2 separate regions of the Homo sapiens genome follow, and region 1 is linked to region 2. A link is a contact called in ENCODE Hi-C data. All regions are on one chromosome and are shown on one strand. The core of a region is the stretch at or near the end of the contact, and the rest is flanking DNA. Distances in the headings are between cores, read along the strand shown. Region 1 holds the start of MZT1 (mitotic spindle organizing protein 1). Region 2 holds the start of DACH1 (dachshund family transcription factor 1).

Region 1 (3,325 bases), core at 503-3,002, 860 kb after region 2:
GACAGTAAATTTATATTTATATACACACACATATATATATTCATACATAAATCCACTTACAAAATAAAACTATTAAGTGTTGATACATCGAAAAGGATAGAAAAATAAGCTGAATATTAAGAGTAACATTCTCAGAAAAACAGCAAGGTAGATACTGAACAAGTGAAAAATTAGATGCAAAGGCTCTAAAAGTGTAATTCTTTGAAAAGAAAACCAGGACCAGTGCAGAAAAAGCCAGCAGCCCCTCTGCAAGTGCTACATAAGAAAATGAGGCCGGGCATGGTGGCTCACGCCTGTAATCCTAGCATTTTGGGAGGCCGAGGCATGTGGATCACCTGAAGTCAGGAGTTCGAGACCAACCTGGCCAACATGGGGAAACTCCGTCTCTACTAAAAATACAAAAAATTAGCCGGGTGTTCTGGCGGGCACCTGTAATCCCAGCTACTCCAGAGGCTGAGGCAGGAGAATCGCCTGAACCCGGGAGGCGGAGGTTGCAGTGAGCCGAGGTTGCGCCATTGCACTCCACCCTGGGCAACTACAGCAAGACTGTGTCTCAAAAAAGAAAAAAAGAGCCTACGGTGAAGGAGAGAGAGATACAGCAGTGAGAATTTCATAGGGTTATCTTTTAACAGAGACGGAAGCTGACGTGAGTAGACCCTGGAAAACGTCTAGGCCCACTGCAAATAACAACATCGATCAAACACTCATAATACAGGTGGATGTGAGTAAAAAGGAGACAAAGAAAGAAGACTACAAGAGAGAGGCCATCTGAAATAATATAAAAATAATTGATCATCTTTGATATGTTTTTACATGGTTGTCTTATTTAAATATTCACAACTCCTGGAGGTAGGGTTTTATTTTACAGAAAAAAAAAAAAAAAAAACTAAACAGGCTCAATGATGTTTAAGTATCTAGTCCAAGCTCACCACAGGGGCATAAAGTGGCAGAACCGACATTAGAGGGTAGACAGAGGGTAACCGCAAGACACAAATTTCGTGTTCTGCAACACTTGTGTAGGCTTCACACACACGTGCCTCCGGGGCCGAAAACAGGCGACACCATAGCACTTGGGCACTGGTGTCACCCGCTTCAAGAGGAAACTAGGATAATTATGACCAAAGGGGAACTTGTTCATTCGCCGGATATTAAAGGTGCCTACTTAAGTGCGAAGAACAGGAGGCATAGCGGTGACCAAACACCTGGCCCCTGTCCCCGCCGGGATCCCAACCTTGGGGACCCCCGAAGCGCCCCGGGCGGGAATCGGGTGGGACGCGGCACGCAGGAGGGAACGGGTGTACTGGGTGGGGTGGGCGTGACGCTGTCACCGCAGGAGATCGGGCGGGTAGGGCGGACCTGGGATGCGGGATAGAGGGGGCGCGGCATTCGCGCGAGAGGGACGCGGTGCGCAACCGGCTGACTAGGGGCCGCAACGCCTAGCGCGCGCGACAAACTACGCAGCGGCGGAGACAACTCTCAAGGGATAGGGCCATCAGCCCTGCGGCCCTGGCAGGTCCCTACCAAAGATCTTGGAAGATGCCGTTTGGGGCACTAAGGGGACCTGAAGTCCTCCCCAGGCTCATTCCCGCCTGGGGGCCTTGGCTCTGGGAAGGCACGCAAGGTAAAGGGAGCGCAACGGAAACTCACCGTCCATGGTCTCCCGCACCGCATTCAGATTCGCCGCCGCGGCCGCCGCCGCCGCCCCAGCACCGCTGCTACTCGCCATGGCTAAGGCCGAGGGAGGCGGGAGAAGGGCCTGACCCGGAACTGGAGCGCCTTCCTCTCTCCGAGGCAATCACACAGCGCGTCTCGGCCCACGCCGGGCAGGCTCCGCCCCTCGCGCTCGCCGCCGGCGTGAGGCTGCGTTGATTTGAATTTGGAGCCACGTTCCTCTGCGCGGAACGTGGAGCGAGGAGTTGCCATTCGAATTTCCTACGCGGCCTCCGTGCGATTGGCTGGTTCGCGGATGGCGGGACGACACGATTGGCTAGTCGCTCACAAGCCCCGTGCCCTGGTTGGCCCAAGACAGCGCGGAAGCGGGGAGTTAAAGAGTCTATGCCTGTCGTGGAAGCTGGCCTGGCCCCCGGAGCTCCCTGGAGTCGGTACTGGGGGCTTCGTTTTGTACGCACCGGTAGGTACGCTCTTTGTGGTCCCTGGCCTTTCCTCCTGTCTGAATGGAGAGGTTTCTTTTCCCAGCTCCTGACTTGCCTGCCCGCTCGCCCCTGGTGAATGGGAGCAGTCAGGGAGTAGGTGTGGAAGAGAGGGGCACCAGAAAGAGTGGCCACGTAGGGTTGGGGGCGACGCCTCCTTCGCACTCCATCCAGGGAAGCCGGCTGCATCTCAACCTTCCAGAAGTAGACTCTTTTCCACCCCACCCCGCCAAGGTGTAGCCTCTGTAGCCTCCTTTGATTGCAAGTAATGCAGTCTCCCTTTCTATCCCGGGAGGGGTGGAGGGGAGGTCTTGGCGAAAGGAGGATTTTTGGAGGAAAGGGGACCCCAGGCAGTTAATTTCCTAGCCCCTGTCAATCATACTTCTCTGGCTAGGACTCATGTGCAAGAAAGGCACAAGCTTCCTCATCTCTTACCTGCTTGCTACAAAGAATTGTTTAATAGCAACTGTAGTTGGATAGGGTATCCGAAGAATGTTCATAGTGTTGAGACATGAGATGATGAATTTAAAAAAAATTGTAGCTATAAGTCCTTTAGTTGAGAAGAGATCTGGGCCTGTTGTAACCTTTAGTTTCCTCAGAGGCAGATCTGAATTCATTCATATTTGATTGCTGCGTATAAGCCACTTCACTTCTCTGAGCTTAATACTTTCGCAAAATAATATCACTAGTAAGTTACTGCTATAGCTTTCAAGGTTGTTTCGAGGATCAGTTGAGAACATTTATATGTGATACTTTTTTTGTAAGCTGTATCATAGCCCCAAGAGTGTGAGGTTTTGAGTTGTTTTTTGTGACACATTTGTCGAGTACATTTTAATAGTTAAAATTAATATCTATGGGACTTTGTAATTTTAACATGCATACTCTTGATTTCTTTTTAGTTTTCTCTCTGTGCTATGGGAGATGTCAAGGAATCAAAGATGCAAATAACACCAGAAACTCCAGGAAGGATCCCTGTTTTAAATCCTTTTGAAAGTCCTAGTGATTATTCTAATCTCCATGAACAAACTCTCGCCAGTCCTTCTGTTTTTAAATCAACAAAATTACCAGTAAGTTATTCCTGACTAGTGTTTACAACTAATTTTAAATGTAAGTAATTACAAATAATTTTAAATGTAAACATCTGTCTTTACAAGGTAAGGAGGAAATACATTATG
Region 2 (3,130 bases), core at 602-3,101:
TGGTCCGCTCCCTCGCCTTTCCCAGCGGGGCCCTCACCCGGAGCGCGTCTCCCCGCTCCCCGAGCCCTGCGGAGCAGGTCACGACCTCCCCCCGCCCCCGGGACACCGCTCGGCGCCACAGATCAGCCCTGTCGGTGCCGGGAGGCTGGCCGTGGAACCCAGGTCCTGGGGAGCGCACGAACGCGGACAGCAGCGCTGAGAGGGGTCTCCAGGCGCCCGCGCGCCCGGGGCAGGGGGCTGTGGCTCCAGCAAAGGCGCCGTCCTCCTCCCTCTCGTCCCCTCCGCCCCGAGGCTCGGCTTTCCCACATCCCACAGCAGCCCATCCCCGGGACCCAGAGGGCAAGGGGAGGACCGGGCCGAAGAGCGAGGTCTGGGCAGGGTGAGGTGCCAACTTCTCAGGGGGTCGGGCGCGGCTGGCGAGCCCCGAGCAGGGAGAGGAGAGGGCCGCGCTCGCCGGGGCGCGCGGCTCGCGGGCGCGCAGAGCGAGCGGCGCCGGGAAAGGAGCGAGGGCAGGCGAGCAGGCTGGTGGGAAGGGGCGCGGGCGGCGGGGGCTATCCCCCCCGACTCACCTTGCGTTGGTGCAGTCATTGTAGAGGGTCTCGAAGTCCTTCCTGGAGATGAGTTTGCAGCGGTTCACTCCTGGCTGGATGGCGCCCAGTCCCCTCAGGATGCGAACTTGTTCCACATTGCACACCACCGGCGTGATCTCCAGCCGCTTCAGCTTGGTGTAGACCGTATGCAAGCCCCCCACCAAGTGCTTCAGGAACAGGTCGAAAGCCTGGGGCAGGCAGATCAGCTCGCAGCCCTCCACCGTGAAGGAAGCCACTTTGGCCCCCCTCAGATCCACCATTTTGCACTCATTATTCTGAGGGGTGTTTTCCACTGGGGACGGGGTTGAGTACACGGGTTTCCCGGGGAGGGGGCCGCAGCTGCTGCTGCTACTGCTGCTGCTGCTACTACTGCTGCTGCTGCTGCTGCTGCTACTGCTGCTGCTGCTGCTGCCGGTGCTGGCGTTGATGGGGGTGCTGGAAGCGACGCCGCCGCCAGCGCTGATGCCGCCGCCGCCGCCGCCGCTGCCGTTGCTCGCGGCCGCCAGGTTGGGGTTGCAGTTGCTGCCACCGCCGCCGCCGCCACCGCCGCCTCCGTTGCCGCTGCTGCCGCCGCCGCCTCCGCTGCCGCCGCCGCCGCCGCCGCCGCCGGTAGAGGTGACTGTGGCCGCCGCCGCCGCCGCCGAAGCGATGGGCTCCGGGCGGAACAGAGTTGGCCCAGAGGACGCCGGGGGTCCGATGGAAGGAGCCGGAGACGAAGTCGCCGAAGAGGTGGAGGTGGTGGTGCCAGAGGAGGAAGCAGACGTGGAGATTGGGGGTTGAGGGGGGACCAGCTGGGTCGGAGGGATCAAAGCCGCCGGCACTGCCATGGTCACATATAAGGGGAAACAGACGGAGGAGAAGCGAGAGGAAAAGTTGCCACACACCCCCGGGAGGGGAAGGGGAAAAAAGGGGGGAGAAGGAGCGAGGGGGGCAACAACAACTCCGGGAGAGAACGAGAAGGAGAAAGGGAGAGAAGGGGGAGAAAAGGAGGTGAAGGTAATAAAGAGCGAGCGCAAGAGGGGCGAGCACGAGAGGCGCTCTGGAGAGGAACGCACAAAAGTGTCCCGCAAGTCGAAATGCGAGTCCTCTCCGGGGGCTGGGATCGAGGGCTGGTTTGGGGGTGGGGGTGGGGCGGGGAGGGTCGGCTGTTGTTGTGTGGGTCTCGCTCTAGCACAAAGTTAAGGATGAAGGTGAAAAGGAGGAGGTTTGAAGGACTTGGGCTCTCCCTGGCAAGTACATTGATCAAAGATTGAGAGGGGAATGACAGAGAGAAAATGAGCTGAAAAGTGCAGGCTGCCGGCTGGACGAGTTGTTGTTGTCACACGGTGCAGAGGGGAGGAGCTCCGGAAACTTGAAATACCCTTTGAAGCCGCAAAAACCTCACTCACTAGTATTAACCCAAATTATCCAACCAGGAACTCGGAGCAGAGACTCCGAGAGCGCGAGACACTGGAGAGGGAGCGTGCGAGGAAAGGAGGAGGGGAGGGGGAGGATACGGAAAGAAACTGTGGGAGGGACGGAGAGGAAAAGCCGGGGACACAGAAGTGGCGATCGGAAAAGGAGAGGGAGATCATCTACTTCTCTTCTACTACTACCGTTAGATTGCATGTCTCACATTCCATTTCGTCCGCGGGGACTGGTAATTTTTTCCAAAGCTTCTAAACAATCGCCCGCCAACTTAAAGAGGAGCCTGAGCGCGCCGAGCTCTCTCCTTCCAGGATTTAGGATCCATCTCCACGCGTTTTGGCAATGAGCTAGAAACGAAAACACAGCCCCCACTTCACGATTATTCAGAAATTATTTTGAGGAAAATTCACATGTAAGCAAAGCGTAATGTTCTTTTGCATCTGATTGTTTATTTCTCTACTAAATTATTTATTTATATAAAGATAGTGAAAATTCCAGGACAGTTTTCAAGTGGTGAGAAGAAAGTCAGTCCGAAATCGCTTAAGAATAATGGAAAGCTCTGTATTCAATTCCATATTTCCTAATAGGTTGTGGAAAGAAATGCTTGCCTTGATGTGGATGATTTAGAATAACTTCACTGTCTCCCCAAAAGCCAGTCAGAAATACCTGTTAAACCTAGAGCTATCAAGGAGATAAGGTATCCTTGAAGATTTAGAAAGTGGAAAAAGGGTTTTCTTACCCAAAACTCTATAATTAATTCACCTGTCTTACACAGTAACCAACTATCCTCATGTCCTTTAAGACCCAAAGCCAATTGCTAATGTGTTTTTTGGACAACACAATAGTTTTTTTTTTTTTTTTTTCATGTTTGAAAAGTGCTGCTGTAGTTTTGGAAAGTCCTTTTCAATTTGTCAGTAAATATATGTTTTGTAAATAATGGGAAGAACAAAAACAAAGCTCACTAGTTGACTTGTAAAGACTTGGGTAGCTGTGCTTAAAACAACATGAGGCTGAGTTTAGACTGACTCTATTCCTCCTTTCCTTCCTCTTTCCTTTTCTTTTCTTTTCTAACTTGTTGCACTGAAGTATTTATTCAAGGATTTTTGACTAACATATCATTTGAATATGGGTCA

Evidence for each region. A loop is a pair of places that touch in the nucleus more often than their neighbours do. Pooled maps may share reads with other maps.
Region 1: a pooled map shows a loop between it and region 2 (4-fold over the local background). The contact joins the promoter of MZT1 here to the promoter of DACH1 in region 2. A Hi-C loop is called at or near these places in 1 of 37 single-sample maps with no recorded cell type and 4 of 50 pooled maps.

Annotation. Positions count from the first base shown.
Region 1 is chr13:72,725,877-72,729,201 of GRCh38, forward strand. It overlaps MZT1 (mitotic spindle organizing protein 1), which reads right to left and starts at 1,753. Exons shown (of 3, transcript NM_001071775.3): 1 at 1,648-1,753. The coding sequence starts at 1,726. It overlaps BORA (BORA aurora kinase A activator), which reads left to right and starts at 2,047. Exons shown (of 12, transcript NM_024808.5): 1 at 2,047-2,131; 2 at 3,050-3,217. The coding sequence starts at 3,065. RefSeq lists silencers at 1,199-1,258, 1,214-1,395, 1,919-2,068 and enhancers at 1,489-1,558, 2,279-2,328.
Region 2 is chr13:71,865,353-71,868,482 of GRCh38, forward strand. It overlaps DACH1 (dachshund family transcription factor 1), which reads right to left and starts at 1,852. Exons shown (of 11, transcript NM_080759.6): 1 at 570-1,852. The coding sequence starts at 1,417.